Linked DNA regions of Mus musculus: regions 1, 2, 3 and 5 are each linked to region 4. The links are chromatin loops, found by intact Hi-C in ENCODE. Cell type or tissue: left cerebral cortex. All regions are shown on one strand. Links, peaks and the distances in the headings refer to the core of each region. The heading gives the core; the rest is flanking DNA. Region 1 overlaps Cyp7b1 (cytochrome P450, family 7, subfamily b, polypeptide 1). Region 2 overlaps Cyp7b1 (cytochrome P450, family 7, subfamily b, polypeptide 1). Region 3 holds the start of Bhlhe22 (basic helix-loop-helix family, member e22). Region 4 overlaps Gm30789 (predicted gene, 30789). Region 5 holds the start of Cyp7b1 (cytochrome P450, family 7, subfamily b, polypeptide 1).

Region 1 (6,044 bases), core at 761-5,760, 470 kb before region 4:
TATGCATTAGAGTACACATACATGTGCATGAACATGTACAGTCACATACATGCATGCATATGTATATACACATGCAGCCTTATGTTTGTGCACTCACACATATACTTATATGTGCATGTTTGTGGTCATGTGAGTTCAGTCATACCTATGCACATGTGTGTGCTATCCAGGATGAAGAGTGGAATGGGACACTGAATCCCCAGGGGCCAGACTCCTTTAATGCTGAACTGCAAGCTGAGTCCCACAGTTCTGAGAAATCTCACTAAGAAAATGGCACTATCTTTAGATATAGCATTTAAAATATCTTTTCATCTTAATTTTTTATCGTGTTGTGTCATCTACCTTTCAAAACAAGAATGAAAATAATCCCAAAATTAAAATTAGAAATGGAATGGAGATGAAGTATAAAGGACCAAAGATGTATATGAAATCGATTACTTAGAATACTTACTTCAAGAGAATTCAAGAAAAATCAATGTCACTCCAAGAGTCATGCACATATCCACATTTCTGAGAGAGAGTGTCACATGCCTGTCGTCTCTAAGGTCTACTCACTAGTGTCATCTAACTGGTGACCAACCCTTTGATGAAGGCAGAGAGATCAATGTGTTCCTAATTGAAGCAAAGTGAGGTCTACAAGGCATCACTTAAGCATGTGTCAGTAAGTGGAAAAGCGTTATATCACTTGGCCTCCTGACTCTCAGACCACTGTAGATAGATCGTATCTGGGTGTTGGAAGATCAAGTCACTGTCACCTCTATTTCAAAGGAGCAATTGAAAACAAAGAAAAGTAAAGCAACATGTTCAGTATATCATTTTACTACGCTGTCTGGATTTTTTCCTACTTAATATCTCATGAGTATGAAAAATCTCTTTCATTTTTACCCCAAACTCATTTAAAAAATAAAGTAAAACAACATTTTATAGTATAATGTGGATAAAATATCACCAGAGGATATGAAAACCCTCAATTATATACTCAGAGTCAAACATTTGAAACCTTATTTTTATTAAATAGATGTAGCATAGTTTTCCCTGTCCCATTAATTTAAATATTAATACAAGAAGCTTGTGAGTGGACAGGGAAAAGGGAGGTGGAGGTAAGAGTTTCAGAGACAGAGACAGAAGAAAAGAAGGAATCAAGATGGAGCAAGAGGAAGATAGTCCAGATTTTGCGTGGCTTTAAATAGCCACAGGTAGCTATGAATCATAAAGGATAGAATAATTGGGATAACTTTTCTAATATAGGTGGGCAGCTTGTATCATTGTCAATTGGCTCTGAAATTATTGTGTGGGCATCTTGTGAATTGAGAATTTACTGATATAAATCTGACTTCTAAATCCCAAGCCTCTAGCGTTTTGATTTTACTGGGTTCCTGGGATTCGGGACCACTGCCCACAGAGGGTGAGTGGCTGGGAATGAGAGCAGAATCCACAGAGCAAGAAAACTGTAAAATAGGTGGCAAAACGAGGCTAGCCTGTCAGAGCAGAGAGTAAGTGGGTATAGCGCGAGACGGTGCCGGCTTTTTCAATATTTCCCACAACAAATAGACTCTGGCACAAACTATATGGAGGGGGTTCTAGTAAAGTTTTGTTATTTTGCAAAGCAAAATGAGTTACTGATCCTTTATCCAAATTGGCAAAAAGGTTTAGGATTTCTTTCAGGTATTAAAATATTCACATATGAATGAGGTTCCCCCAAGTTTCATGTGCACTTTATAGGCAGAGTCCAAAAGTGAATGTAAACAAAACATGTTCTGATGCCACCAGAGGCGTGAGATCAGGCGTGGCTGTCTGTTGCTGTGGAGTCTTCAACACGTGAGAAGTCTGAGATTTAGGAATACTCAAAACACTGATCTTCCGATCACCCTGCATCACCTCAGTGTCATTGTAGTGAAACAAAAGCCTTTGCCAGACTGCGAAGGTCCCGATCACAACTATGCATCCTGTGCTGTCCACAGTGAGACTCAGGACGGACGGGCATGTGCATAGAAGCTCTCACAGCAACTCAAGAATAGTTTTATGTTGGATAATATAATAACATTAGATAGTATTTCAAGTGCTTTTTATTTCACTTTTCTACTCATTTAATTTTATTGTAATTTAAGAAAAAATTGATCTCTAGTAAATTGGAAAAGCAATAAGAGAACTGATTAATTACGTCAGGCAGTTTGGGAAGCACTGTACTAGACTTTACCACCAGGCCTGCTGAGTGAAGTTTTACTTCGGAATAACAGAATAGCCTTCTAGAATTTCAAAGAAACCACCATCTAAATGCAAACATAAAAGTTAAATTTCTGTATGTTTCTGTAGTTGCTAATGTGAGTTTTTGATCCCTCATTGCTTCATGCCGCTCTGGCTGATTTCCAAGATCAAGGTGAATAAAAAACAATCCAGAAGTGAATGAAACCTAATGTATGAGTAAGGCAAGACTTTACAGGCAACCAAGAATGTAGAAATCTAACATGCGAGCTGTTTGTTGTTAAACTTCAGGCTGGAGCCAGGCACCTCGAGGCAGGAATGGCCGACCCTACTGCTCCCTGCTTCCTCGATGCTGAGGTGAACCGAACAGGTGTTTTCCGTCGGGCTTCTCATTTATAAACGGGCTCCGTGACCATACACGCACAAAGCCACTTGTTCGACAGTCTCCGAAGAGGGGCCGAGGACTGACCAGACATGAGACCCGATTACCCTCTCACCCTGGAAATCCCTGAGGGTTGAGGATGATGCTAGCGCAGGTCAGGATGCAGGAGGCACAGCTGCTGCCTGTTCCGCAGGGTGCAGGAAGGTTTCTGTTTCCATATGACATGCCAGTTCTAAAACTGAGTGAGCAGGTAGCACTAATTTCCCTCTTTTTGTCTCTCTTTGTGGAGTCCTAATTTTAAGGCAGTGTTTTATAAGTTTGTATCATCCTTTGAAAGTTGTACATATTTGAAGAGAACAACAATAACAACAACAAAACCATGTCGCTAAATTTCTTTTCAAAAAATAACGTGCCTGATATAATTAAGCATCGTTACCCTGTCTGCACATGATGTCGAGGACAGACAATGGATATGTCACTGATGGCTCTCAAACAGCCAAAGTCCTTTTCCCTTGGGTTTCTGGCTCTCTTGACAATGAAGACTCCCTCTAGTGGTTAAAGAAATAAATGTAAACTCTCTTTTAACCAAAAGGGTGATTTATTTATTTATATATTTATTTCTCTAACTAGGATGTTTTCTAAAGGAAAAAAAATGAGTATTTTTAAAGCTCTCTAAATAAGACAATTATAAATATTAAGATGCAAAATTTAGATTGTATCCTTAACTTATGAAAAAGTATACAGTAAATGAAAGTTATAATTCTGATAGTCTGAGTATGATAATAAAAGAGTGATACATATTTAAAAAAAGAAGATCCACTATCTATTTCATTAATGGAGGCATGACTAGTGGCTGTTTGCACAAATCGATGCTTTCCAAAGCAAGTTACGTGGCTCTTCTACAGGAGCTACAATCTAATGATTGCAAGGAACACTTCATTTAACATAATAAATATTTAGCCTGGTTAAAAGCGATATTATGTGAAAATTTTTAACTGCAAAGAAAAAGGTGGCAAATGCATATAGATTATTTTTACCATCTAATTTTCAATCCCTTTTCAGCTGAACAACAAAACACTGAGACCCACAGAACTCAAATGACTAGCTCCAAGTCAGAGAGACAGAGAAAAAGACCAGGAGAAGCCGGTTCCCTAAGCTGCAGCCTCTTTAGCTGCTCCCAGGAGGGCCTCCCCATTGCCACCTTCCTCCTGTTTATTCAAGATGAAGCTTGATCTGTGACTGTCTAAACCGCAAGTGTAAAGCCTCTATTCTTTTCAGATTTATAGACTTTAGCATTTTGTTTATTGTTCAGAACACCCAGAGAAGTATTTGTGGGCGCATTGACCCATCTCCGAGAGATTTATTTTACAACATGAAAATGGAAGTTAAAATTAGAAACTACCTAAATGCTAGTGGAATTCTGGTCTTAAGTCTCTCCCAGTTACTGTGGACTTGAGAGCTCAGCCACTCCTTGTTTGTTGTACACGTATCACTTATGAGGTTGAGTAAAGAGAAAAATGAACCAGATTAGTAAAAGTGCTTTGAAATGTGTGACAAATGCTATAAAATAAATTTTTGTTTTAGTTACTCAGAGTTATATCACACTGGGAAAAAGGCTGTTTCATCTACAGCTTCAGTTTCTTTGAGGGAGAGGAAAATAAAAGAAACTTGCCAATTGTTTTGTAGAATAGTAGATACAGAAGATAGTCACAGCTTCCCTGTAGGAACAGGCTCTGCATGGCAGGTTCTGGGGTAGGTACCGGAGAATGTGATGGTCTAACATCTTCGCTTAAAGATTTGGCATCTGGTTTGTAGTAAAGTGAAAATTCTGTTACAATCATACCTATGAGTAACTGAAGTTAAACTCACCTATAAGCACTACTGTGCATTGGCAATACCTAGAGAATACCAAACACATTCAGAAATTTGAAGTTTTATAACCTAAAACCTTTTTATTTCCCTTCTTATCAATCTAGATGCTGAGCTCTGAGATGGGCCCTTGTCTGTGTCTGCCCATCCTGTAAGATGGTGCCAGGAGCAGAAGAAGCATTCCTATTGGTTGAATCTGAACTCCACCCTGGAGGACAAAGGGCAGAGGAGATGAGCTAACAATATCTAGGGATACTTTGCCATCTCACGAAGATAGGCTGTCTGTCTGACTCCTGCTACCAACTGAGTGAAGGTGGTTTATTATATTTTCTAACACATATCCTGACATTATGCAACATTCCCAAACTGCCCTGTATTTTCCAACCTGGATGAAAGAAGATGCATGACATTTCTGCCCTTGCTGCTGTTGATTTGCAAGTCAAGAGAGAGAGAGAGAGAGAGAGAGAGAGAGAGAGAGAGAGAGAGAGAGAGAGAGAACAGCAACCTGAACCCTGGAGTAAACACAAAACCCCAAGAACAGTTAGTGTTTCTTCTTAACTCTTTAAAGTTTGACCGAGAAAGACAGGCCTGGGCTTTCCAGGCTAGATGCTTCTACATACATGGCATCCGTGTGTGTGTGTGTGTGTGTGTGTGTGTGTGTGTGTGTGTGTTTGTGTGTATTGTCTGCCAAATATAATATAAAATGTTCCACTTAAATGATTAAAATGGGGGAAAGAAGGAATTTTACCAGATCCACTATTCTTTTGAAATAATATTTAAAAAAAAAAAATCCAAAACATGGGGTAAAACAAGCTTCCTTTTGTTTTCATACAAATCAAAAAGAGTTCGAGAAAGCATTCACAGCAAGCACTGTCCAGCGAGGACCCGGAAAGAAGCATACAGTGGAGCCAGATGTTGGGGTGATTTGTGTCAGAAGGGCACAGGAGCATGGTGTTGATTTCAATGGCTGCTGGCAGAAGCTTTGCTCCAGCAGCAGGGGGAAAACCCTGAACTAATGGAATTCTTCCCTACTCTTTCCCTCGCTCGCTAAGACACCCTAAACCACTAGTCAGTGGTGCTGATAGCTGTCAAAGAAGCTGAATTCACTGGCCAACCCTGCCAGCAGGGATCACATCAGAAGGGAGATGACTGAGTGAACAAGGGCGTCTCCAGGCTGTGCCATTTTATATCCCACTCAACCTTCAACAGCTGTTTCTTGAGCGAATACAGACTTCAAATAATTATGTGAAAAGAACAACAAAATTCCAGATGTAGACAATGTTTATATGTATTCCTTGGCCCTTGATTGGGCCCACAAAGGGGGACGAGCAATGTCATGTCTGAAGGATGAGAGCTTATAACCAGGTGGAATTAGAACCAACAGTTTCTCTTATTGGCACTCCCAGCCAAGGTCTCAAAAGAGAACATGGTAAAGTGGTTTTGTATCAAGCGGATTTTTTTAAACAGAAAATGCAGAATGGTGTGTTATAGTTTTAGGGACTCTATTGACCTGAGTGATCATTGCCGCCAGTCATTGATTTAAAATTTTAAAGGGCTTTTCCATCAGCTCTGCTGTTCTCAATGTCATGGC
Region 2 (6,044 bases), core at 590-5,589, 460 kb before region 4:
CATTACTGTCTGCCAGTTAAAACCACTGACATTCAAGAAAGAATTATGAAGATACTATCTGCCCAAAATAGGACAAACCATCTGGCTATCACAGAACAAAAGGGGTTTTTGTTGGTGTTTTTTTTTTTTTCACACATCAAATCCTACAACTGGATTCTTGCTTCTTATTCTGTTACACTAGGCTCTGATTTTCCCTCCACTTGATTAGTGTGGCAATTTAAAATTCAGGAAACAGTATTAGTTTCCTAACATATTTGCTATTATTTAAAATTTAAAAACAAATGGAAAACCCTTATGATGCACAATTTTCTTAAATTATAACTTTCAGAAGAAAGTAAAATAAAAAACCAAAACTGTGATAAATAGCTTACAACATGTAGGACTGAACTTTCTGAAACCCCCCCCCCCAATGGCATTCAAAGCCATTCACCAGATGAAATATGTGTTAAAGAACCCCAAAGTGACTGCTTTCCTGTTCTAATTTCTAACTCCTTTGAGAGAGGAAGGCTGGCACCTGGTGTTAGAACCCAGGTAACCTGTCTCCTGCTGCTTATCTGTCAATAGATAAATAGGACATGTGGCCTAGTGAGGACAATACTGGGGTTTCACTCAGCTTCTAAACAGGAAATAGACATCAAAAGAATGTGTACCAGACATGCACACTCATGCACATAGGCACACACATGCACACATGCATGTGCACATGCATGCACACAGGGACAGTTCCTGTAATCACTACAACTGACCCTAATAAAATGACAATGTCACTTTTCAAAATCCCATTGGCCTTTCCTTTAGCCGGGGTTGAGAAATTTTGATATCAGCCCTTTCAGCAACAATCTCACAGAAGCCAGCTGGCTCAAAATGTTCTGTGACCAGGACAGGTTGCTTACCTCTAGAAGGTTAAAGTATTTAAAAGATAACAACTACATCTGGCTTAGAGAGGAAAGCCATGTTTGACAATGGTCCCACTGCAGTGTATGTACAGTCTGCAGGAAAGTGCCATCTAGGACTGTGAAATTAGGGCAAGATCACCAAGCCTTCCTGGAAGGAGAGCTGAATGCATTTTCTTTCCTACTTATAAAAAGATGTTTATTACCTGTGAGTGCATAGAGGTGTGGGTCTCATGGCCACCAGTGATTGGTGATAAGCCCCTTTTCCTCATTTACATTGATAGCCAGCATTAGTGAAGATATACGCATTTCATTTCATGGTTCAGAAAGAACAAAGTATATGTATATGTGATAGCAGTGGGTGGTTAATGAAATGGTCTGACAAGCATAAGCTAATACATAGTCATACCAGAATGTGACTGCAACACCTGTTCTTGCTTCACAGACTTCCAATTCTTAAGAACAAGTTACCACTCACAAGAAGTGAAGCCACTCCTATTTAGACATCAATATGCTCCAAGGAAATTTTAGTCGCTGTTTTTGGTAGTGGTGTTGCAATCACTAAAGGGTGGTTATTCTAATGATATCAAATCTCTTTTGCTTCTGTCCTAAGAGTAATGAAAACTTCACACATGCATGAAGCTCCAGTAATTATTTTAAACTGCCTTCTGTTGTCCCCCTGAGGAACACGGTGGTATTTGTTTGATGCAGTTTAATTAGTGTCAGGGTAATTAATGCTATGCTATCTACATGAGATCAAAACCCTTTCTTTGTAACATTCTGGTAACTCAGAACTAAGAAAACGGAGCGTTTTGAAAATGTTGTGGCATGGTGTTAACCTGAGATCACTGGTGAACTGAATGGCTCATCTCTTCCTCCCAGCCTCACCCAAATGCCAAATCCAGTCTCTCCCAGGACAAGATCAGGCCTGTAATACATTGCAACTACTCTGCCAGGCATAAGATTCGGTGGCTGCTATGGAATTAAATTCTTTTTTTATGGGCATAATCAAATTAACTAAAGCATTCACAGTCACCAGGCACCTTTTGCAATAGTTTAATCTTTTAATAATGAAATAGTAAACTTCTGCACTGACAGAGAACTGGAGTCCCTTGTAAGCGGGGTGTCACATTGCCATGTGCTGATATATTTTTTCAAATAAAGGAATCATTTGGTTTAATGAATGAATGTGATTCTGCTTAAATGCCTGAATAAAATTTGCATTTAATTGTAGGTATAGATAGTCTCTCTGTTTGACAATAATGTTAAGAGAAGGGAGGGGGAAAACAGAGATAGGAAAGGAGAGAAGTTAAACACACAAAAATTCCAGACACATACATAACGTGCACTGCCATAAATCCCTTTTAACTGTTTCTTTGGTAATAAGCAACGGCAGTATAAATCTCCTAACACGAAAACTCAAGCTGATCACAGGCTTAAGGAAATAGCTCCAGTTATCTTGACTGGATAAATTATTATACCCTAAAAAGGTTATTCCAGTGTCTAATAAAGCACTGTAGCTAACAAACAAAAATAAAAAGACGAACCATTCTCTTATTTTGTAACAGATGAAATTACAGGGTGCATGGGATCAACACAAGGACATTGAATTCATTTCAAGTCTCAAAAACGCACTATGCACTGTTCATTTTGGAAGAAGGCTAGTGCTTTAACACAAAGAGGAGGGTCACATTAGACTTATAGTATTTTTATAGTAAGGGGAGGGCTGATGGCACATATCTAAAACATAAACGTGACTGTCTGGAAGTCAAGCCAAATGGATTTTGTCTATTGCAAAAGTACAAGGAATGAAAATAAGCTGTGTACAGCACAAGAAATGAACAGACATCAGCACCTCTAAGGATTAAATGCTCAGTCGGCCATAGTTATGAAATTGTGTCTGTACCCATCAGTTGTGGAAATTAAAGTTAATATTATAAAAATAAAATCTCATTAGAAATTTTTACTTAAGCTGCTGGCAGGTGATCCCCTAACAGGGCTGGTGCTGACGGCATCTCCTTTAGGTCATTCCTTGTGAAATGCCTTCTGGGATCAGCTGATTAGCCAAATATGTTTTCTCACATCTTTAGTTCTACTTTCTATGAGTTAGTTGTTTATCAATTAAGGTGATAAATACCAGTGAGTCTGGTTACAGCAGAAATACAGCAATGTACCCTCTAGGAACCTCGCAGTAAGAGCTGTGTGCAAAGTTCAACAACTGTGAAGGAACTATTAAGGAGGACATACACACAAGTGACCTTGACTGACACGCGCACTTCATTTCTGCAATAAACAGCAGTGGTGCTGATAACTGCTCATTGGCGCAGAGAGTAATTACCTATCTGTCAGCGTTGCTGGTGTGTGCGAAAGAGTATAAATGAAACATACATAATGTGTGGCAATAATATCAGGCATGCAGAACCTAATGCATTATCATCATTCTCAGGACCCAGGTTTATGTGGCTGCCACCACTGAGTAAATGCCTCCTAGCCATGATAATTTCATTCTAATCTCTCTTCCATATTATAATTTTCATTGCTAAAAGATACTAAGGAGCAATACGTTTCAATCAAGGCTAAATAGAACACGACCTGTAACTAGCTATTTTATACACCTATATATTTTTTCTTTCAAAAATTTTAGTCAATTTATGAAGAGACAGGAATAAGCTATAAATTTCTGTGTGACAATCCCTGTCCGTGCCAATGTCACCATGTCTAGAGATGGGGTGGAGGAAGCCTAGGGAAGGGTCAGCAGTTTTACCTCCCATTTTTCCAACAACAAAAACATCCATCTTTTAAACTCCCATTCTGTTCTGAAGCAGAAGGTTAGAATGCATTTTGAACAAAATAGCGTCCATTGACAAAAGGAAAACAATCCAGTTTCTAAGATCAATTATCTTCATTTACTTGAGTACTGTAACGGCACAAGAGAAGCACAGGGAGCTATATAGTCACACACTCTGCTGTGTCACAAAGCTGTCCAGCTTATGCTTTGTTGTTTCATTCTCCTGTGAAATCCTGGTTTTAACACCAGGTGAAAGGAATCAACGATACACAGGTAGCCAAGACTGGCACCTCTCTGCTAGATAGAGGCTGAAAACCTGGAAACAGTATCCCAAACTAGATACAGAAGCAGCTACTAGATGACCAGCTGAGTCCAAAAAGAGAGTAAACAACTATAATCAGCAAGGCATCATTTTAACTGATCTAGTTTTTCTCTTTATAGCAAAAGAATGTACTTTGGAGACTTTACGTAATCATGAATAACTATTGCAAAATCTATTTCCTCAGAGGGAAAAAAGATTTTATTGATTGAACAACATCACCTTTCAAAAACTTAAGAAGTGAATGATAATGAGCAAGAATACTGAGTAACATTTTTAATTTCTGTGCTTTTGTTTGCTGATTTCTCATAGTGGTTTTCTTGAGCTAAAATTGTGAGCAATATTTGATCTAGAGATTCATCAAATCAAACACAGCTCAAGTTTCCGTTTCTTCTCTTTCTATATTTCTGATCAGGAGAAAAACTAAGAAATAACCAATAATAAGTTGCATAGAAATGTGATTTATTATATCCCAAAGACACACTTCTATTTGAAAGAAGGAGAAATCCTCAGGTCATCTTTAACATTAAGAAATAAAACTTATTCAAGTTCGTCACATCATGACACTAAACAGCTTATCTACTTGACTGTGTTGTAGCCATCTTGATTGTCTTGCCAGAGTGATCTGGTAAAGATTTTAGCTAAGTTGTAAGTCACTTAACCAAAGCTATCATTTCAGCATATTAATTGAAACTGATACATCATTAATGCCTACAAAGTACAGAGATTGATCTCAGTGGCTTCCATTTGATCCACATGATACTATTTGTCTGAGTAATTTAAGTCTTTCCTAATGTGTAATATTACATGGGCTTTTCAGAAGTGCTTAAGAATATTAACAATACAGTACTTCCCAGAATACAGACAAATTTCAGGGAGAGACATAACTTTATTTCATTGATCCTAAGAAGGCCTGAACTGTTTTTTATTGTTGTTGTTGTTCTTGTTTGGTCTTTTTATTTTATTTATCTATTTTTTTACATGTTAATCTAGTGGGTAAAACTTCTTAGGATTCCAAGTAGTAAGAACAGGAGGGTCCCAGCATTGTATCACCAAAGTATCTTATTCAGCCCTTTCACTCAAGGAAACACAGTATCTTAACCTCTTATAGCTGTGAGGATCCATTACATCCCTGATCTCCAAGTGTTCCAAACTACAGTAATTACATCTTAATAAAATCCCCAACCAAATTATATATTCATTTTATACTAACATCTACTTTATGTATGTATGCCATAAAACCTCTAGTTAACTGATTGGACTCTGTGTGTGTGTGTGTGTGTGTGTGTGTGTGTGTGTGTGAGAGAGAGAGAGAGAGAGAGAGAGAGAGACAGAGAGACAGAGAGACAGAGAGACAGAGAGACAGAGAGACAGAGAGACAGAGAGACAGAGAGAGGGGGGAGGGAGGGAGAGAGAGAGAGAGAGAGAGAGAGAGAGAGAGAGAGAGAGAAAGAGAGATCAACTACTTAGGACTGTATTAGGACCATTAAGCAACTTGCATTTGAATATCTAACATTTTTTTCTCCAGGCCCTAATCAGTAATTACATATCAAACAGGTTGATGGTTCACAACCTAGGAATTAGGCAGAAAGCCAAGGGACCCTAACTCGTGTCCAGCTCCTATAAGCAATTATCTTCCAGTTGAGCAGCACTATATAGATAATGTGTTTGGGGGACTGTATGTCACTTTTGTGGTGTATGATGTTGGTAAAAGCAGCAAGAACCAGGGGAGAGTGTAACTCACTATTTAAAACAGTTGGGAAATGATCACCTTCCAGGATTTCTTAACTGTTACAAGAATATGCAGTATATGATTAGAGCTCACCTTGGGTGACTGCTTACTCAGGTACCAGAACACTGCTATTGTGACATTTCTCACATTCACCCTCAGCACCTAAAATATCACTTTTTGTAATGAATATGTATTGAACAAATGAGTGGAATCATCTAGCAAGTAAATGAATAGTATTCTCCAGAGAAGATTATCCATATATATATTCTCTCTATCCAGTCCTATACATTCTCTCTATATGTCCATATGTAT
Region 3 (6,044 bases), core at 342-5,341, 570 kb before region 4:
CACCTCTACTCCTACTCTTTTTCCACCAGAGGTGCTAGTCAACATACCTCAAAGCAGGGGGTGGAGGGCTGCTTCTTGACGACAATAGTCACATTTTGCAACACTGTGATAAATCATCTGAATAGTAACTGAACAGCTAAATATTAACCGAAGTGTTCATTCTTGACAGTACTTAAGATTACAGCATCCTTTGCATGAAATTGTTCAGTTTTACTTACAAATTAACATGTGATTTAATTTCTATGAAGACATTTTTTATTCAATTTACTAAATAAAATGTATTATAAATCACCAGAGAACTACATCTGAGTGTATAAAATGATGTATATGTAAAACTAGAACACAAACTTCTCTTTACAAATGATTAGTTTTGGGAATCATGACTAGAAGTATTTAATGGACATAGATGTCTAGATAACGCTTTTAATCATAACCAAGCTATCATTGAAATGACTTTTGAGGCATAAAATAAAATGGGTCTCTGGTACCTGGATATTTCAGGCTTTGGTATTCAAATGCTATCATACACCACGATATTCTCGTTTTTGTCAGGAGATGGCGCTGCAGGTTTTAAATAGCAGAGCTAAGGATCCCAAAGCCCCGTTAAATCTTTAGTTTTCTTATTTCTGGACAACCCCCCAAAATATCCACCACTTTTGTTCGAACTATTTTAAACATGTTCCAGAATGTTTTCCAATGTTATGAAGATAATGTTCAGGGGAGAGACTCCTATAACAGGACAAAGAAGTCTATAGTTACCGTTCCCAGGAGAATACATCCACATTGTATGTCTAAAGAAAGAGGACAGGGAATTCTTCATGAACTCTCTCCGCTACCTTTCTATTTATTTCAGCCATGAAGCTTAGGTCGTCCTCTAGGTGTTACCAGTGATAACTAGGCACCATAATATTCTCTTATTACACAGACTGCTTAACCTTGAAAATTGGAAACGTCCCCACAACGTGCTTGAACCGGTTTGAATGGATCCTGGAAAGGCTGCTTTTGGAGGCTGAAGGTTTCTGTCCAGCATCTATTCGAACTTAAACTACTTCCAGATTAGTGAGGAACGATGCCCTTTGTTGGAATCGATTAAGAGGAACTAGGTAGGTAGGTGAAGTTTGGAGCAGACCCCAACAATTCCAGATCGGAATTTGGGGAACTGGGTTGAGACTTTGGAGGGCTGCCAGAACTGTTTCATCTCGAACCACTGCCTGGTTCCTTCTTCTTCCGGAGGGAATCTCTTCAATCCGATAGGCATTCGCAGACCCAGTCTCTCCAAGTTCTTGAGAGGAAGCAAGCAAAAGGATGCTGAGAAACTTACCCTGGGAACTGAATGAATGTGGCTCTGTGTTACTGAGATCTCAAAGGACCAGGGGGCGGCAGACGTTGTTCAGCCACCCCAAGCTACAAGAAACACTGCAGGTTAGAGGAAGTAAATGCAGCTTCAAGGTCAAGGTGCCTCATCCTCGGGCTGGAGGACCACTGCCAGGAGCCCCTTGGCCTAGAGGGACTGGGATGCCGACTTCATCGCATTGTACTTGGCAGTTCAGGAGCAGTTCCTCAGAGCTGATCCCTGGGGGCTCAGTGGTTGCTGACAGACAGGACCTTCAGAGCCAGTGGGAGGACAGGGAAAAGCACACTTTCCAAGTCTGTCACATTCTTCCCACAGCTCTTACAGATTTAATTTTTCCCCCAGAGCGGCTTCAAGTTAAAGTTTACGTTTTTTCCCCCTCTAGTTTGTTTTTATTTTTCAAAGTGTTCTGAAATAGAGAAATTGAAACACTCAGACAGCCAGAGCCAGACTTCTCCTGGCTGCTTAATTTAGACAAGTCATAAAGTTATCAGAGATGCAGAAATACCACAACGAAATTTTTAGCATCTCACTTTAAAGGTAGAGTGAGTTCTATCATGATTCTGCTTGAGCTATTTCCAAATCCGAGCATAGAATGATCTCTAATAAATATAAGTTTGACCTACACATTACTTGGGGCTGCAACTCCACCCTCTAATTCCAATGCAGTGGTGCTTGCTGACTATTTTAGCCTCTATTGAAGGCTTTCAGAGTGTTTCCTCCCATAATAATAAAATTTGTTCATCTTTATGAGAGCTCTTTGATATGTATACATTTGGTATCCAACACTTAGCCGAAAATGTACCTTTCCTGATGCCAAGGAGCTTCACTGCGCCAGTCTAAACACAGGGGTACCCAGGAACTGTTTTCCCTGGGTGGTCCTACTTGTCCCACCTTGCCTCTGGCGCTTTCTAAAAGACCCGTCCCTTGTGTCTCTGGTTTCCCAAACCTCTTTCTTTGAAAAAAAACTGTGCAAGATAGAGTTTTCCTATAGATGCTTCAGGTCAGGTGTTAGAGCCCTGGTTGATTTCCCCAACCTCACTCTACAGGAGAAAGTTCTGGTTTGGACTTTCTCTTCTATTTTGGAACGTGCCTATTGCGTCAGCAGCCCTGGCCCTGATTCTAGCAACTTCTGCAAGATCAAAGTTTAAGATTTCTAAAGTTCCTGTGGCCAACAGATATTGAGGGAGCTGCGGACGTCACCCTTCTCTGAGCCGGAACCCCGGCAGTGGCAGTCTGATTCTACCCAAAGTGAAAGGAAGTTGAGGCAGTGACTCGGGTTAGTGATGATTAAACCAGGTAACGAGACGTCGGGCAGATGTGTTTTCATTGCCCTGTAAGATAAATGCAGTGTTAAGTGCCTGACAACTTCCCAGAAGCAATCAGCAAAAGTTTACGAGTGCATAAACCTGGAAGACCATTCCCCGAAGGTGGTTATAAGACCCGCGTTTAAAGCTTCCATAAATTCTCTGGCCATTTCCCCAGCACAACTTTCCGCTACTATCAAACAACCAACTCCTTCGGGGAGGCTGTGGGATTTCCCCCAAGCTCAGAAGAGGTGGCTGGTTAATACCTAGGGGAATCAAGTTGAGCAAAACTGTTGTGGAGCTTTGGATGATTGGAAGGCATCAGAGGTGGGACAAGGGAAACCGGGATGCCTCATGCCATCATGTTTTGTAAAATCTCCTCCTGGATGTTACCCTGGAAGATACTCGGAGCCAGTTAGAGCGCCTATCAAGCTGGTATTTGCTACACCGTGTGCCTTTTAAATACCTTCTCCAGAACCCGAAGGAATTCAGGCATCTTAAGGAAAGTTAGAGAGCACAAGAAAAACACACACCGGCAAACGAAGTTAGACTTTAATGAAGACTTTTAGCCAGTCTGTGCAGAATCCCCATGGTGCTAGCCTCCAATCTTGTGTTAGTAGCCTGATAGGAGCCTCTCATTAGCCTAAGTTTATAGAGACCCTTCCTTTATGATCCCTCTGAAAACAAAGCTGCTAATTGACAAACAACAACACTAGCGCGTCTGTGTCTTTAGCTTCCTAAAGGGACAGGCTAACAGCTGCGAGGAACAGAGGAGGGAGAGAGGAGGCGGCGAGCCCAGAGCGCAAAAGAGGCACCGCCCCGCACCAAAGCGGCTATGGTCCACAGCTATACACATTGGCAGGCCTTCTGTTAACCGCAGGATCTCAAGCAATACAGCTTCCAGCAGTCCGTTTGCGGGTTCCGATTCAGCCGAAGGAACACCAGTTACAGATGACTTTTCCATTCTGCAAGGGTAGAACCAAGGTTCCTTTCCATCCTTTCCAGGTGACAATGTAGACATTTCTGTGTCGCCCTCACGTTTCCTGTATGAAATAAGGTGCCCAACTGTTCTGATATTACCATTCAAAAACAGGTTCTGAGATGAACCTCATTTGTGAATCTATTACAGAGATTAATAGATTATTTCTCCCTTTTCAACTAATTCTCAGTGGGGAAATTTAACCATATGGTAAGGAGAGAATTAGAATTTCATCACATTAGAGCAAAATATAATGAAAAGAGTCCAACACCTGGGGCCAACTCTGAAAGCCACAATTAAAAGGTTTTTTAATGAAACCAGAGAAACCCCAAACTGCACAGCCTTCAGTAATTCTGCCAGATAAGAGGGAATACGGTTTTTACTTATAAGGATGAAAACTAGCCACTAAATATCGTGTGCTTCGAGAAACTGGACTCAGAAGCACGAGGACCACGTGTACTATCTCCATCCAGACAGCTCTTGTTTCCACAATTCTGCCCTGAACTAACCCTGCAGGAACAGCCCAGACGGATCCAGATGTCCCCAAACGTCTTCAGAGCAGCTAAATGCACGAATGCCCCCACTTGGTGTGTGAGAAGATTCCACTCTGAATGTTCCCTCTTGCGAAGCAACTGGATTTAATCTTGAGGAAAGTTTGAGACTAGTTTTTCTTTTCTTTCTGTCCACGAAGCAGTGAGCTTCTCTCACCACCAACTTAACAGCGTGGGGGACTCGGCAAAGGCCTCCCCCACTCCGCCCCCTCCGAGTTTTAAATCAAACGGGCTATGTAAGCAACTTGGTCATCATTTTGTTGCTTTCTTTAATTGTTTGATTTTTTTTCCATCTATATAGGAAATGGACAGTGGAGGGCTGTGGGAAAAGTGGTGCGGAGAAAATCTGGGTTGGCTCTTGCATTGCTGACATACTAGCTGAAAATCTAGGGTAAATTCGAGACAAGCCAGCAGGGACCTCACCCCTACCCCCAGCCCCCAGGTTCCATCTATAAATGCAGACATGCTATTAACAGGGAGATATAGAATTCTCTCCTATGAGGGTAACTAAGCAAGCTGAGACAGTAGTGGCCCAGTGAAGGGTAGTGTGTGGGGGGTGCTCAGTGGGGGCGGGGGCTTTCCACTGGACTCCCAGTCTTTACCGCGGATATACAATTTGCTGAAGGAGCAAAGAACATCCTCGGCTCTAAGTAGGGCTTTTAGTGTGCTCATTGATGAGTGAAAGTCGCCACACATGTCAAGCTAAAGGCAGTTGTTGGGTTACTAACAGGACCCAGCGCCTTGCAAACATATGCGCTAAGCTGTGTATACAGATGGCAGGCAGAATAATGGAGCAGGCGCCTTTTATAAAGCTCTGGCTGCTGCCTGTCTTCAGACCTGGGAAATGAAACTATTCAGACTCGCGGCCAGATAGCGCTTGCGATTGTTTGTTACCGTTTTAATCCTATTAATTAAAACGTTAACCTGATTGGGTAGAAAGCGCTGTCCCAACAGGCGAGTCTTCTTCATAATAACCTACTCAGAGATAATGATGTAAAAGACTCCCCCGTCTGTGGCGGCGGCTGGTTGATGGGTCCGGAAATCTCTTGAAGGTGAATCCAAGCAAGATAAACGGTGCGTAGAGCAGGCGCGGGATTGGACTCAGAGGCGGTAGCGGCGGCAGCCCCGCTCCCTCCGAGACCAGCCTCCCACCATGAGGGGCCGCGGCCCATGGTGAGCCTTAGCAGCCAGCACCGTCGGCTGGAGACGAAGAAGAAGAAGAAGAGGAGGCGGCGAGCGCGGGGGAAGGCGAAAAAGAAAAAGAAGGGGACAGGGCTGCGGGCAGCGTGGGGACCGACGCACGCAGCAGCTCCGGAACCCCGCCGGCGCGCGTCTGTGCGGCCGCCTGACTCTCCAGCCCAGGTGGCGGCTGGCCCGGACGATGGAACGCGGGTTGCACCTCGGTGCGGCGGCCGCGAGCGAAGACGACCTCTTCCTGCACAAGAGCCTGGGCACCTCCGCCGCCAAGCGCCTGGAGGCGGCTTTTCGCTCCACACCCCCGGGCATGGACCTGTCCCTGGCGCCTCCAACTCGCGAACGCCCGGCGTCGTCCTCGTCGCCCCTCGGCTGTTTCGAGCCCGCTGATCCCGAAGGGGCTGGGCTGCTGCTGCCTCCGCCCGGAGGAGGCGGTGGCGCGAGCGGCGGCGGCGGCGGGGTGAGTGTCCCGGGGCTGCTCGTGGGCTCAGCGGGCGTGGGGGGCGAGCCGAGCCTGAGCAGCCTGCCGGCGGGGGCTGCCCTGTGCCTCAAGTACGGCGAGAGCGCCGGACGCGGCTCCGTGGCCGAGAGCAGCGGGGGCGAGCAGAGCCCCGACGACGACAGCGACGGCCGCTGCGAGCTGGTGCTGCGAGCCGGGGGCC
Region 4 (6,044 bases), core at 497-5,496:
GGCCTTCCCACCAGGCCTGGATAGATGTCTCCGTGGAAAACCTCTGGTACCCAGGCCCACAAGTTGCTAAAGCCTGAATACAATCCTCTTTCATATATCCTATTTTTTAGGGCCTGCAATATAGTCTCTAGTCTATCAGCTGTCTGAGGTGAGGTCATCCCATGCTCACATAGAAGACCACATTTAGCAAAGAAGTACACTCTATAAAACATATAGGAAGATGACTATTGTAGTAGTCTCCCCATGGAAACTCTGCCCTCATATAGCTCAGCATCGTTATATGTATTGTCACTCATCATAGGGCCCATACAACTGGTCGTCTATGGCTGACCTTTGGTTGGGTTTGTGCTTATTCAATTCCCAGTTATATGACTTCCCTTGGGGAAAACATGTGCAGACATCTGTTTATTCCCAGACAAACCACCAGCAGCAAACGAAAGAAGTGATTCTACCCAAGTCTAGCTTAGTGAGCCAATCAGTTTATTGGGGTAACTTATAGAAGCAGTTATGAGGGATTATTTGTAGAAGCATGGGTAAATGCAGGACCAGAAATCTCACTGTATTCCTAGTGAGGACTCATGACAGCTGCATCCACCTCCTGAGCTCCCTGCACAACAAGAAGGCAACTCTTCCAGAGGGTCTCTCCTCCCCCAGTAATTATTCACTTCTCACAAAATTCCTTGTAATTTCCCATGCTTCCTGGGTCTCATGCACCTCTTGTCTCCTTCCAAAGAGAACAGTTAAAAGAAAAACAATTAATGTTCTATATTCTGTGAAGGAATTCTTCAGCCTGATTAAGTCCTGCTCCTTAGCAGTAAGAGCAGAAATGAGGATTCCAGTCCAGGGGTGTATATTTATCATGGCCATGCTCTCTCTACCACCATGTCATCATCTCAACTGACAAAAGGGAAGGTGACTCGTAAACACCCAGTCCTTCTAGAGCCCAGCCTACAACTTGGATCTCTGGCATTAGCTAAAATTAGTTTTCTGTTCTATTTTCTTTCCTTTTAAATGAAGAATACCAGAAAAGGGGGCTCTTTTTGATGTTTATAAACAGAATAAAAGCATGTACAGATACAAACTTATCCGTTGGAGCCTTCATTTTATTCAACGATAGACTGTATTATTTTTCTTCAATAGTCTACCTTTCAAAATTTTTCTGATTGCATAATGTTTTGAGGATACAGCGAGACTTGTGTACATGGCATTTGCACAGGTATTTTTCAGTCTAATATTCTGAAATAAGTTAAACAAGTAGAAATAACACTATATTTGCAAGATACCTCCCTCTTGTCCATTTGTATTTATGTCTCCATTATTATATACAAGAAAAAGAGAATCTTTTAAGAACATAACACTTGTGGCATATAAGCTTATCAATTTATAAATGCCATTATCTGCTTACATTTTAATTTTATTTTAATGGGTATTCTTTTGGACTTGGTTTGTCACAGTTTAGATCTGTCTTCCTGAAAAAGACTCACATTTGGGGCGTGGTCATAAGCAGATGGTACTATTTTGGGAAGACCTAGGAATAAGACTTTATTAGAGGAAATACGTTACTGGGAACAGGCCTGTGGCACTGAACTCTCCATCTCTCTTGGTCTTCTGTCTGCCATGTGGAAAGTAGGAGCCTCACAACCAGCAGAGAATCCAAGAAGTCAAATGTTATTGATTGAAAGGTATGTAGTTAGAGCAACAGAAATGTGGCACATATACACATATCCCCCAACCTATTAAAGTTAGCAGAAAATATTCTTAAAATTAGTGCAGTAACTTTAAGCAATAAAGTGGTAAGAAAAATAGTAATAGGAACTAATGAAATCTGTGACCTACAAATGACCAAACTACTCTCAATTCATAAGAAACATCTCACCACATACTTATTCTTTTCTATCTGTATTTAAATTTCTATGCAATCTCTTCATTCACAATGAATCTGCTCTTAAACTCTTGGACCTGGCAAAATAATCATAAGTAAAGCGCATGACTGACAAGCATGAGAACTTGGCTTTAGTTCTTCAGCACATTATAAAACAGGGTGAAAGTGTACATGGCTCTAATCTCAATGATGTGGAAGCAGAGACAGGGGCATATCCTGTGGGGCTTGCTTATCACCCTGTCTCGTTAAAGTAGCAAGCTCCAGGTTCACTAAGATGTTGGGTCTCAAAAAAGAAAACAAACAAACAAGGTAAAGGGTACTGAGGAAAACATTTAGTGTTGATCTCTGAATTGTGATATGTATGTGCCTGTATCCATGAACACATATGTGACAATGTACACACATGCACACACACACACACACACACACACACACAGAGAGAGAGAGAGAGAGAGAGAGAGAGAGAGACACACAGACACACACAGAGAACAAAATATTAATGAATAAAAAATGTCATTAATGCATCTACTCAAAAAGCCAGTGCCCTGTGATGGAGAGTTGCCCTCCATGGGTGCTGCCTTGTGAATCCCAGGACAATCTCTACATCCTCACATCCCATCCCTGCCAATCTCACCTACAGAAGATACAGAGATGGATGGATGGATATAGCAAGTACATACAGCACTTTAAGGACATCTCTGCTCATGAACATGAGTTTTAAACTGTCTCAAGGAAATTTCTCTAAGCAAGATTTTAGTTTGGGACTTAGAGTTAAAGGACACTAATGGTGTATGGCTGTGTATCTGGCACAGATCAAGAGAAATTCCATGCTAGAGATGACTGGAGCATAAATATCTGAGTTTGGGCCAAGCTCTAATTACTAAACCTCATTTTAGAAGTATGTTTCCATACTGTCATGGTCCAGTAGGCCATCTCTTAAAGAAAGACTCAGAACTGCCACCGTTAGGAAGCAAAAGATTTCTTTCTCCCTGAGTAACTGGAGCTGCTGCTGAGCGATGACTCATCCTACCACCCCTCCTGGTGGCAGCACTGATGAATGTGTCTTTAAACAGTCGCTATTCCAGGAAGCCAAAGACCACAGAAAAAATACACAGCATTTCCTGTGTAAAAACAGCAGGCAGCCACCAGCCTAACACCAGCCCTGTTGTCATGCAAGAACACCCCCCACTGCCCAAGGAGGTAGGTCAAGGGAGAAAGGTCAGGCAGAGAGCTCTGTGCCCCGAAGAGGGCTTTAAAACCTACATTTTCTCCCTGGGAATCTTCTCAATTCTGCAAAGCCTGCACATAGTGGGTACTCAGCACTCAGTAGGTATTACCTACTAAAGAACAAGAAAACACAAAGGGTCTTTTGTTCTTAACAAACCACACTTCCCTTTGATATGCAGTAAGTTAGCTCCACTCTTATACTCTGTGAAAACACAGTCCTTCCCCCCAAAGAGCAAGACTTTCCTGTCACTCAAAATAGGAGCTTTTCCCCGTGTTTTCTTGAATTTCACATACACAAATCAAGGATGAGTCCCCTTTAGATGCATTTCTATATCACTGCACCAGAATCCTGGCATTCAAATTGTACCTATAATAAGAGTAGAGAATTCCCATGGAAATCCAGGGCCGGGTGACTCAGTATTTCTCAGCTGTCAAACAGTTTACATTGTGGGGGATGAAGCAGGAGCAGGGTTTGGATCTTAAATGAAGCAAGCCCGCAACATTAACTAGAAGGTTACAACTTTTTAAAAAGAGAATGGACGAAAAGTTAGAAGGGGTAAGTTCCCTCAGCCAGCTTGTAATAGAAAACTCCAGGACCAGACACAGATCCTGGAAACTTTAGAGAAAGAAGATTGGAAAAGTCTAGTTTTGCTTTCAATCTCCGGTCCTGGCGATTGGGAGGAAGAACAACAGTGGAACTGTGCCAAGGGATCAGGAGGGAGGAAGAGGGGCGCCTGCTCTCATCAGGACCCGCCCTCCCTGACCTGAAATCAGTGTCCTTACTTCTCAAAAGATGGTAGTGGATTTGAGTCCCACTGCAGGTTAGCTGTTCCTCATTTCCCTCCATTTATAAGCGGTTGGGGCTTCTAATTTTTTTTCCTCTGGGGTTAGGAGAAACGGAAATTTGTTTAAACTTCCTGACCCCTGCAGATTCCCTGTGATTTGCTCAAAACAAAACAGTATCTCTGCATTTCTTCAACCTTGTGCTCAAACCCAAAGGAACCTCCACATAGTAAACAGATACAGAAAGAAAACACACTAGCTCTATCAAGAAAGAAACCTGCTCTGAACTCGCAGAGACAACTCCCTGCTGGAGTTTCCCCCTTTCCTTTCTTCCTTTCTTCCTTTCTTTGTAGCCACGTCTCCATTCTACAACACTTACTGGTTACTTAATACCGTTTACATAACCACTGCCCCGTACACATTTGCATTTTATATTTGCGTTCAAAAATATCCGCCTAAAGTTGGGCAAACTCCGGCTGCAGAAACCAGGTCCACTCTCCCTGCGTTTGGGTGTCCCGGGTACCTGCCAGCTGTGCGTCCTCGGAATTGAGGACATCGTGTTTTCAATTTTCTTCAATAAAGCAATGAATCTGGCAATTTGCTGGCCTGCTTCAGCTAAACAGAAAGGACAATTTGAGAAGGATCATAGTTCAGGCCCAGTCAGACGGAAACGATTGAAAACAGAGAGCTGGCCGCTGTGGTTCCCCAGTGCAGCGCGCTGTCGCAGTTTGACTGACAAACTGACTTTTTCGAGGTGCTCATGCCCATTTCAGTCAGAGTTTATTGAAGGTGATTTTGATCTTCTCCATGAGGCCACAGCAGTGGCCGTGCCATCTGTCACCTTGATTGCATCGTGGATTCTCTGGAGAGAGCGCCATGGCTCCTGATCACTTACAGATTGTGCGGCTTTCTCCTCCATACGGACCACATGCGCAGAGCCAGATGGTGAACATAGACGCTGATTATAAGTCTTTATCTCCGTGCAGGAAGGAGAGGAACTATTAGGTTTCCCTCAGGAGCTCTGCTCCTCTCTACCCTCATGCTGCTCCTCCGCAAATACAGTCTTCTTCAGCTGTCATCGGCCTACCTTGGAAAATTAAAAAAATAAACAATAATTCCATCACCGGGGCCGGGAACCCAAGCTGGTGCAGCAGAGCGGTCCCCTGGCCTTGCTCCCCTTCTCACAGGCCCCGCCCCACCCCCACCGCCTGTCTGCCTGTCAGCATTAGGTACAAAGAAGTTTGTTTGGGAATTAATATGTTAGTTTTTGAGAACTCGGGAGGGACCCACTATTTTAAATGAAGCCTCAGGACTTGCAGCTTTCTTGTGTGATTGCGATGTGGCTTCCATTGCATTGTGCTGTGTGTGCGCTTCCATTTAGGGAGGATTTTTATTTGTTTGTTATTTTTAATTCATCTTACACGTTTTTAAATTGTAAGCTGTTTTTCTGAAATAATCTCAGGAGAAGGGTTACTCACATTTGGGTCACAGCACAATCTCTGGGAGAGATTCAGAGGCAGGTGACAGTGAGCCCGAGTTGGAAACCTCTAGGTGTAGTACTGGAAAGAGGCACCGAGGCAAGAGGTGGAGATCTGGGATAGGCAGGGGCCCCCTGAAGCCCAGCATAGATTCCACCTCAAAGCATCACTGCCAGCAGACAGTCAGGAACCCGTCTCAAAGAACATGACGGAAGTGTAGGGTGTGCAAGCACCAACACCACTCAGAGTTTACATGAACAGCTAAGAAAGGGGTTCTCCGTCTTCTTGCTTTTTGAACATTATTTTTACAAGTTAAAGAATATACAGTTAAAAAACTATTTCTTTCCTTTACATACAACCCCTCCATGAAGATATAAGGATATAGGACATGTCTTGGTCCGCAGCTCACTCATAAGCAAAAAGCTCCTGCCCTTGCTCTCATAGGTCTCTATTTCTTTTCTCTCTCCCTTGCACACACACCCTGTCAGTGTGAGGGATATCCCCTCCCCTCCCCAAGTGAGCAGCTGTCCACAGAAACCAGGCAACAGATTCCAGTGACCCATGACCTTGAAGTCTTGCCGATTTGGGTCATTCATTAAGAATAACTGCCATCAACCCAACAGCCTACAATTACCAGTACCCAATAGCTTTGCTCAGACACTAAATATGAGTGA
Region 5 (6,044 bases), core at 487-5,486, 380 kb before region 4:
CAGGTACAGAAAACAGAAGCCATTAGTCACATGGGCCTCTCTCATTAGTCACATAGGCCTCTCTGAGCTAGAACATCCTCTTATCTTTCCATAGTGCATGACAGTGTATATCAGCTGCTATGGGATGCAGTTCCCTATAGACCTGTATTGGAGTCTTTCTGGTATGAAGGAATTGACAACTGATGGCATGAACATTTCAGCAAATACTATTTAGTGAACAGAAAAAAACTGGCTTATTCAAAGAGCTTCTTGTGGAAAGCCTACCTTGCCTTTCTACCTCCCCGAGACATTATCCTGAGTTTCACAATCTGACTTGATTACCCTCAATGGTCTAGAATGAACTAGTTAGGTCCATCGATTCCTGCCCTGCATGTAAATGGAGACTGAAACAAATCACCTTCCTGTCTGCAAATCTGGAAGTGCAACTTAACTGGCATGGGGAGAAGCTGGAGCCTGTGTAGAATCACATGAGCTGAAGTTAAAGATCCAATCCCCTCCTGTGCTGAAGACTGCAGAAGAGGGACAGGAAAGCTCTGGAAAGTTCTCTCAAAGCTCAATGTGAGAAAGTGGAAATGCTATTATCTTGAGTATTTTTCAGTTGACATTTCAGAAGTGTGCAGATATGTGTGTGCAGTACAATTGTGTCATTGTCCCTAAAACCAGAGAAGTTATGACGCTCACTGATCCAAGTAAATACTGACAGATATTTAAATTGTAATTACTATTTTCCGCAAATCAATCTGCTTGGTTTACAAAAAACATGAAAACAGTGTAGGAAAAAAATAAGACACTGGTGGGAAAAGAAAATAAATTTGAAGTGAACAATTTTAGTTGTATTTCTCTACATCCATATTTCAAGCAGGATACTTAAGCCCTTCTGAGTTTTGCTGTTGTTACTGTTGTCCTGAGAAAAATAACAGGGCGAAGACATAACTATTATCACCTTTGCTCCTCACGAAAACTTGTGATAGCAAATACTGTTGTTTCTATTTTTTCCTAGTAAGGAAAATCAGGTAAACTGAGGCACAGAGCAGCACCTATATCCTGCACCTGCATTTTCTTAAAACATTTCTCTTTGAGCTAAATGAAATTCAAGAAAATTTTCTTCCTGAAATAGAGGGAACTCTGAGCTGCAACATATCCATGGGCCCACGAAAAGGCCATACTTGATGCTTAATGCAAACCTGAATAGCTACAGCCTGCGTGGTGCAACTCCATTCGGGCCTCTCAACTGTAGCCCGTGTGTGAGTGTGTGGAGGGTGAAAGAAGTCTTTATTAGGACATCCACTGGCTGCAGCAGATGCCAGTGTCCTGCAGCAAGGTTTTCCTGCACCCGCCATCCCTGCCGGACTCGGGTGTCCACGAGGTCGCGTGGCCGCGATCCCACGCATGCGTGGCCAGCCAGGCGCTTACCTGGTGCGCCGGGTAAGGAGGAACAGGGCCGAGAGCAGTAAGGTGGCGGCAAAGAGAAGGCCTAGGAGGGCGAGAGGCCCTGGCGAGGCGGCATCTAGGGTCGTGGCTCCCTGCATCCCGACGAGCTGGCGGCTCTGTAGGGAGCGATGGCTTCTGCACAGTGCCCTCTCTTCTAGACCAGAGGCTGTGGCCTGCCCGCTGCACAGAGCAGAATGTCACAGCGGCCCCCAAAGCTGAACTACAAAGTTAGTGGAGTCCCCTCCCCCCCGCCTCCCCCTGACCCAAGCGTTCCGCCTCGCACCGCCTCCCGCTCCGCTCCGCTCCGGTGACAGGAACCCTGCCAAGGAAGAGGGAAAGGATTAGGATTTCCCCAGATGGAGCCACAGAAGCCTGGGGGTTGGGGGGCGGGGGGGTGTTTTTGAGTCAGTCAGCAGTGAGCTCGCAGAAGAGACCCTGCCTGACTCCCTGCTCTCCCCACCCACTAGCCTTAGAAAGTGGCCCTGTGGCACAGGTCATCCTAAACAGCTGGCAGATACTGCAGTTTGTGCTCCCCATCACCTTCACCACCAGTGTCCACTGTGCTTAGATTGAGGTTGAGGGCATAATATATGCAAAGGTTCACACCAGAGGCAGAAGGCAGGGTCTTAACTGCCGACGCACAGCACAGAAAGAAGCCACAGGTAACACCAAGCTATGACACCAAGTCCACGTCCGTAGTGTACAGCACACTGTACAGGCAGAGAAGGAAGACATTCGAAAAGTATCTTCTCATGGGAGCTGCGGTAATGACTCAGCAGATACACCTGAAACATGAGGACAGGCGCCCTGCCTTAATAGAGAAAGTGAAAGTGGCTGAGGAAGAGAGAGACCTGATGCTAACTTCACAGGAGAGCCCCCATCCTACACACACCTTTTTTCCTGATTACCCATATTCAAGTTGTCTTGTAGACTTAGTTGATAAATATTTACGCATCTAATTAAATCCTACTCCAAAACCTCTATCTTATGCACTGGACAGGATACAGTTCCCACCCTCACCTATCCCCGAACAGTTACTGCTAACAACTTCAAATCTGGTCTCTGTGCCACTTACCATTTCACACAGATCTGTTTTTACCCTGTCTCAGTCTCAGAAAGAAAGTGATGAATACTCCATGTGCAATGAGAAGTGTTAACACCAAAGGCTTGCGGAAGAGACCACTGACCTGCATAAAATAAAGCAAGCTGTTTTTATTTGTTTTCATGGGCTCCTTCCTCCTAAGGTTGGGATCCAAGAGGTCAGCATTGGACATATGGAAGACAAGGTTTTTATACCCAGTGGTAGGGGGTTTCTGAATGGGAGTTACTGAGCAGAATATAACAAGATGGTCATAGCAAGATAGCTTTTGAAAGAAAGGCATGACTGCCATTTTCTGGAAGAAGCAGTGCAGAGCCATTTGTAGTTAAGGTTGCAGGTTACACATAGCCCAATTCTTAGGAAATAGACATTGAATCATAAAGAAATAAACTCAGCTGGTCTTTACTATAAGATGGCATTCTTAAGTGTAAGCCATGGATGATATGTGGTTTGTTGGATCTGTAAAAAAACAAAAAAACAAAAAAAAAAAAAATAAGGGCTGGTGAGATGGCTCAGTGGGTAAGAGCACCCGACTGCTCTTCAGAAGGTCCAGAGTTCAAATCCCAGCAACCACATGGTGGCTCACAACCACCCATAATGAGATCTGATGCCCTCTTCTGGTGCGTCTGAAGACAGCTACAGTGTACTTACATATAATAAATAAATAAATCTTTAAAAAAAGCATTTAAAAAATAAAATAAAATGTCTTCTTTTCAAAGACTATGAGATGAAGTGAACAGATATTAGTAGTAGATAAAAGAAAAGAAACTAGTTGATATGTGATTGTGGAGTAACAATGAGAGAATTTAATAATGGGTCCATATGGTTCCAATCTTTTGCTCATTCCCCAAAGCAAATGATATAGTAGGGGTTTGGTTTATGACAGATTCGGGGTTGATGTGAAAACGTAGTACAATGGAAACATACAGGAATCTCTAAGGGTGACCCTAGCAAAGATTCCTAGTAATAAAGAATATGGACCAGAACTGGCCCTCTTTCGTAACCAGATAAGGTTTCAAGTGGTGGGACTAATATATCAACTCAGCCACAAATCCTTCAACCCATGACCAGCAACCTCTACTGCCTGAAAGAAGTATTGGGTAATGGTGGCACAGAACTTATGGGAGTGGCCAACCACGATTAGTACAATTTAAGGTCCACACCACAAGAGGGAGCCTACATCCTCTGCTCTACTGCCTGGATGTTCAGGATAGCCCAGAGACCAAGGCTAGAACCAGACGTGACTAGCAAAAAAAAAAAAAAAAAAAAAAATCCTAGTGATGTCTGCTATACTCAGTGCCTAGCCCAATCATCAACAGAGAGGTTATCTCCAGCAACAACTGATGGGAGCAGATGCTTCGATTCATGCTCAAACATTAGATAAAGCTCAGGTAACTCTGAAGAAGAAAGTGGGGAAGGATAGTAGGAGCTAGAGGGGTCAAGGACACCAGGAGAACATGGTCCACAGAACCAACTAAGCAGGGTTCATAGGGGCTCACAGAGACCAAAGCTGTACACAAAGCTGTACACAAAGGCTGTACAGGTATGATTTAGGTTCTCTGCATATAGGTTATGGTTGTTAGCTTGTTGCTCTTGAAGGAGTCCTAATAGTGAGGGTGAGGGCTGTCTCTCACTCTTGCCTGCTCTTGGAACCCTTTTCCTCCTACTGGTTGTCTTGTCCAACCTTGATATGAGGGTTGTGTCTACCCTTATTCTAACTTGTTGTAGTGTTTTGTAGATATCCCAGGAAGCCTTTTCTTTTCTGAAGAGACATAGAGTAGGAGTAAATCCTGAGAGGGAGATGAGGGAGGAGGAACTAGGAAGAGTTGAGGGAGAGGAAAGGTTATGAGTTCAAGACAAACAAACTGAATTCTTGTCTTTAAATAAATCAATGATATAACAGGTAAAAGACTGATGGACAGGCAAAGGTACACAACCAATATCGAGTGTAGTTCAATTTAAACCTCTGTTTTGAATATAAAGTACAATTGTAGGTAAGATCTGAATGTATTATTTTGAAACAGCTTTTTAAAATGGTGGAACAGATGGGTCCCATTGTCTCCAAAGGAAGGGAAGCCTTGGTGAGCTTTTATTTCTTGTCTAACAGTTTGGCATTGATTGTGCACAGTTGAGGTTTGAATACTCTGGTTTATAGATTCACAATCCCGACTAACAATTCATTCTTGTGATCTGACCCAACTTTCCATGCCAAGTCCTGAGACTCGTACTCTCTGTCCCCAGCGGACACCGGAATTTCAACAGTTCGATTATTCTCCAAACCTGGATTTCTGAGAAGAGTATGCATTTCTACCTGCATGTGTTACTCAGTAACAACCACTCACTTCCATCCGGCTCCCTGGCCACCTCTGTTCACCGGTGGAACATTTTTAGGTCGAAAATATTTTCTTGAGATTGGGCTGAACTGATGCTCGGAAAAGTGTTAATTGACCAAAATAATGTACAAAGACTCTGAAAAGATAATTAAGTTTATTGTAGAATATCAGAGCATTGCAAGATGAGTCCACATGTCAGTGGCCTATGCAGAGAATTAAATACAGTGCTGTGAACAATAATCTTTAGCTACAGTGATTGAAAACAAAGGAGATGTCATGCCAAGTTCACAACATTGTATACCTATACTTTGTGTGTATGTGTGTTTCTGAGAGTTAGAGGCTTTTGTGAGCTGTTCCTGTTATGGAGCAACAATTCTCCAAGAACTTTGTAAAGCTCACACAACTACTGGGAGGTATGTTAGAATTCTACCCTCCTGCAGAAATTCCCTAAATTTATATTTAAGTTCAAATTTCAATTGCAATGATAAAATACCACTACCAAAAGCAACTTTCACTTCCACTTCTATATAACAGTCCATCACTGAGTGACGACAGGTCAGAAATCAAGGCAGAGCAGGAACCTGTTGGCAGGAGCTGATGCAGATGTCATAGAGGGTGCTGCTTACTGGCCATATGGCTTGCTCAGTCTACTTTCTTATAGATCCAAGGACCAGGTGCTCAGGGGTGCCACTGTCCACAGTCATCTGGGCCGTCCACATTAATCATCAATCAAGAAAAAATACCATAGGCTTGCCCACAGGCTAGTCTGTGGCCTTCCAATTGAATTCAATTTTAATTGAATTACATCTTCCCAAATGATTCTAGTTGTTGTCAACATGACATAGAAGTATGCATTATTTTATTTAGAATTTGACAAAGAATGGTCTTGTTTTAATTCTGACAAATTTCACAGATACTACTCAGAGAATACTCAACATTTTATGTATCTAGTCCTCCTGGATAATATGCATGTAGGATCGATTGTTTATCTATAGCACAGTTTAGTCTTTCTGAATCTCCTCTTCTACTAGATTTTTGTCTTCAAATATCATATTTCTCTTAGCTTTTAAATTGTGTTTTATTTTAAATGGTGTTCTATTCTGGAGCTAAGGAAATGACCACTGAGGGGAAATCTGAAGGATCACATAAAGAAATGTCAACAGACCTCTGAAGCCTCACAG

The links. A loop is a pair of places that touch in the nucleus more often than their neighbours do. Peaks named below come from ENCODE experiments on the same cell type or tissue, not always from the same donor. Only the 100,000 strongest peaks of a DNase experiment are listed, where the experiment ranks them.
Region 1: it touches region 4 in a loop (2.6-fold over the local background); 2 of 42 quality-filtered maps call a loop at or near these places.
Region 2: it touches region 4 in a loop (2.6-fold over the local background); 2 of 42 quality-filtered maps call a loop at or near these places.
Region 3: a loop joins it to region 4, with 12 times the contacts of the local background. A loop is called at or near these places in 11 of 42 quality-filtered maps.
Region 5: it touches region 4 in a loop (9-fold over the local background); 4 of 42 quality-filtered maps call a loop at or near these places.

The regions. Positions count from the first base shown.
Region 1 is chr3:18,155,518-18,161,561 of GRCm38, forward strand. All of the region lies in intron 1 of Cyp7b1 (cytochrome P450, family 7, subfamily b, polypeptide 1), which reads right to left. Among named protein-coding and RNA genes, the nearest start is that of Gm23686, 19 kb to the right of the region's middle. In left cerebral cortex, for the core only: a CTCF peak has its summit at 3,123 (motif pointing left); a DNase peak (open chromatin) is centred at 3,033.
Region 2 is chr3:18,162,098-18,168,141 of GRCm38, forward strand. All of the region lies in intron 1 of Cyp7b1 (cytochrome P450, family 7, subfamily b, polypeptide 1), which reads right to left. Among named protein-coding and RNA genes, the nearest start is that of Gm23686, 13 kb to the right of the region's middle. In left cerebral cortex, for the core only: no CTCF peak of the experiment used is centred there; no DNase peak of the experiment used is centred there.
Region 3 is chr3:18,049,219-18,055,262 of GRCm38, forward strand. It overlaps Bhlhe22 (basic helix-loop-helix family, member e22), which reads left to right and starts at 5,107. Exons shown (of 1, transcript NM_021560.4): 1 at 5,107-6,044. The coding sequence starts at 5,570. In left cerebral cortex, for the core only: a CTCF peak has its summit at 544 (motif pointing right); DNase peaks (open chromatin) are centred at 568, 1,266, 2,566, 3,453 and 3 more places; H3K4me3 peaks cover 3,651 bases; H3K27ac peaks cover 1,847 bases.
Region 4 is chr3:18,621,075-18,627,118 of GRCm38, forward strand. It overlaps Gm30789 (predicted gene, 30789), which reads right to left. Exons shown (of 4, transcript NR_166210.1): 4 at 464-4,979. Among named protein-coding and RNA genes, the nearest start is that of Gm30723, 6.8 kb to the left of the region's middle. In left cerebral cortex, for the core only: a CTCF peak has its summit at 2,926; DNase peaks (open chromatin) are centred at 2,923, 3,525, 4,377 and 4,814; H3K4me3 peaks cover 304 bases; H3K27ac peaks cover 1,706 bases.
Region 5 is chr3:18,241,675-18,247,718 of GRCm38, forward strand. Cyp7b1 (cytochrome P450, family 7, subfamily b, polypeptide 1) reads right to left here and starts at 1,664. Exons shown (of 6, transcript NM_007825.4): 1 at 1,414-1,664. The coding sequence starts at 1,529. In left cerebral cortex, for the core only: CTCF peaks have their summits at 3,082 and 3,680 (motif pointing right); DNase peaks (open chromatin) are centred at 1,370, 1,705, 2,087, 2,704 and 1 more place; H3K4me3 peaks cover 1,764 bases; H3K27ac peaks cover 1,457 bases.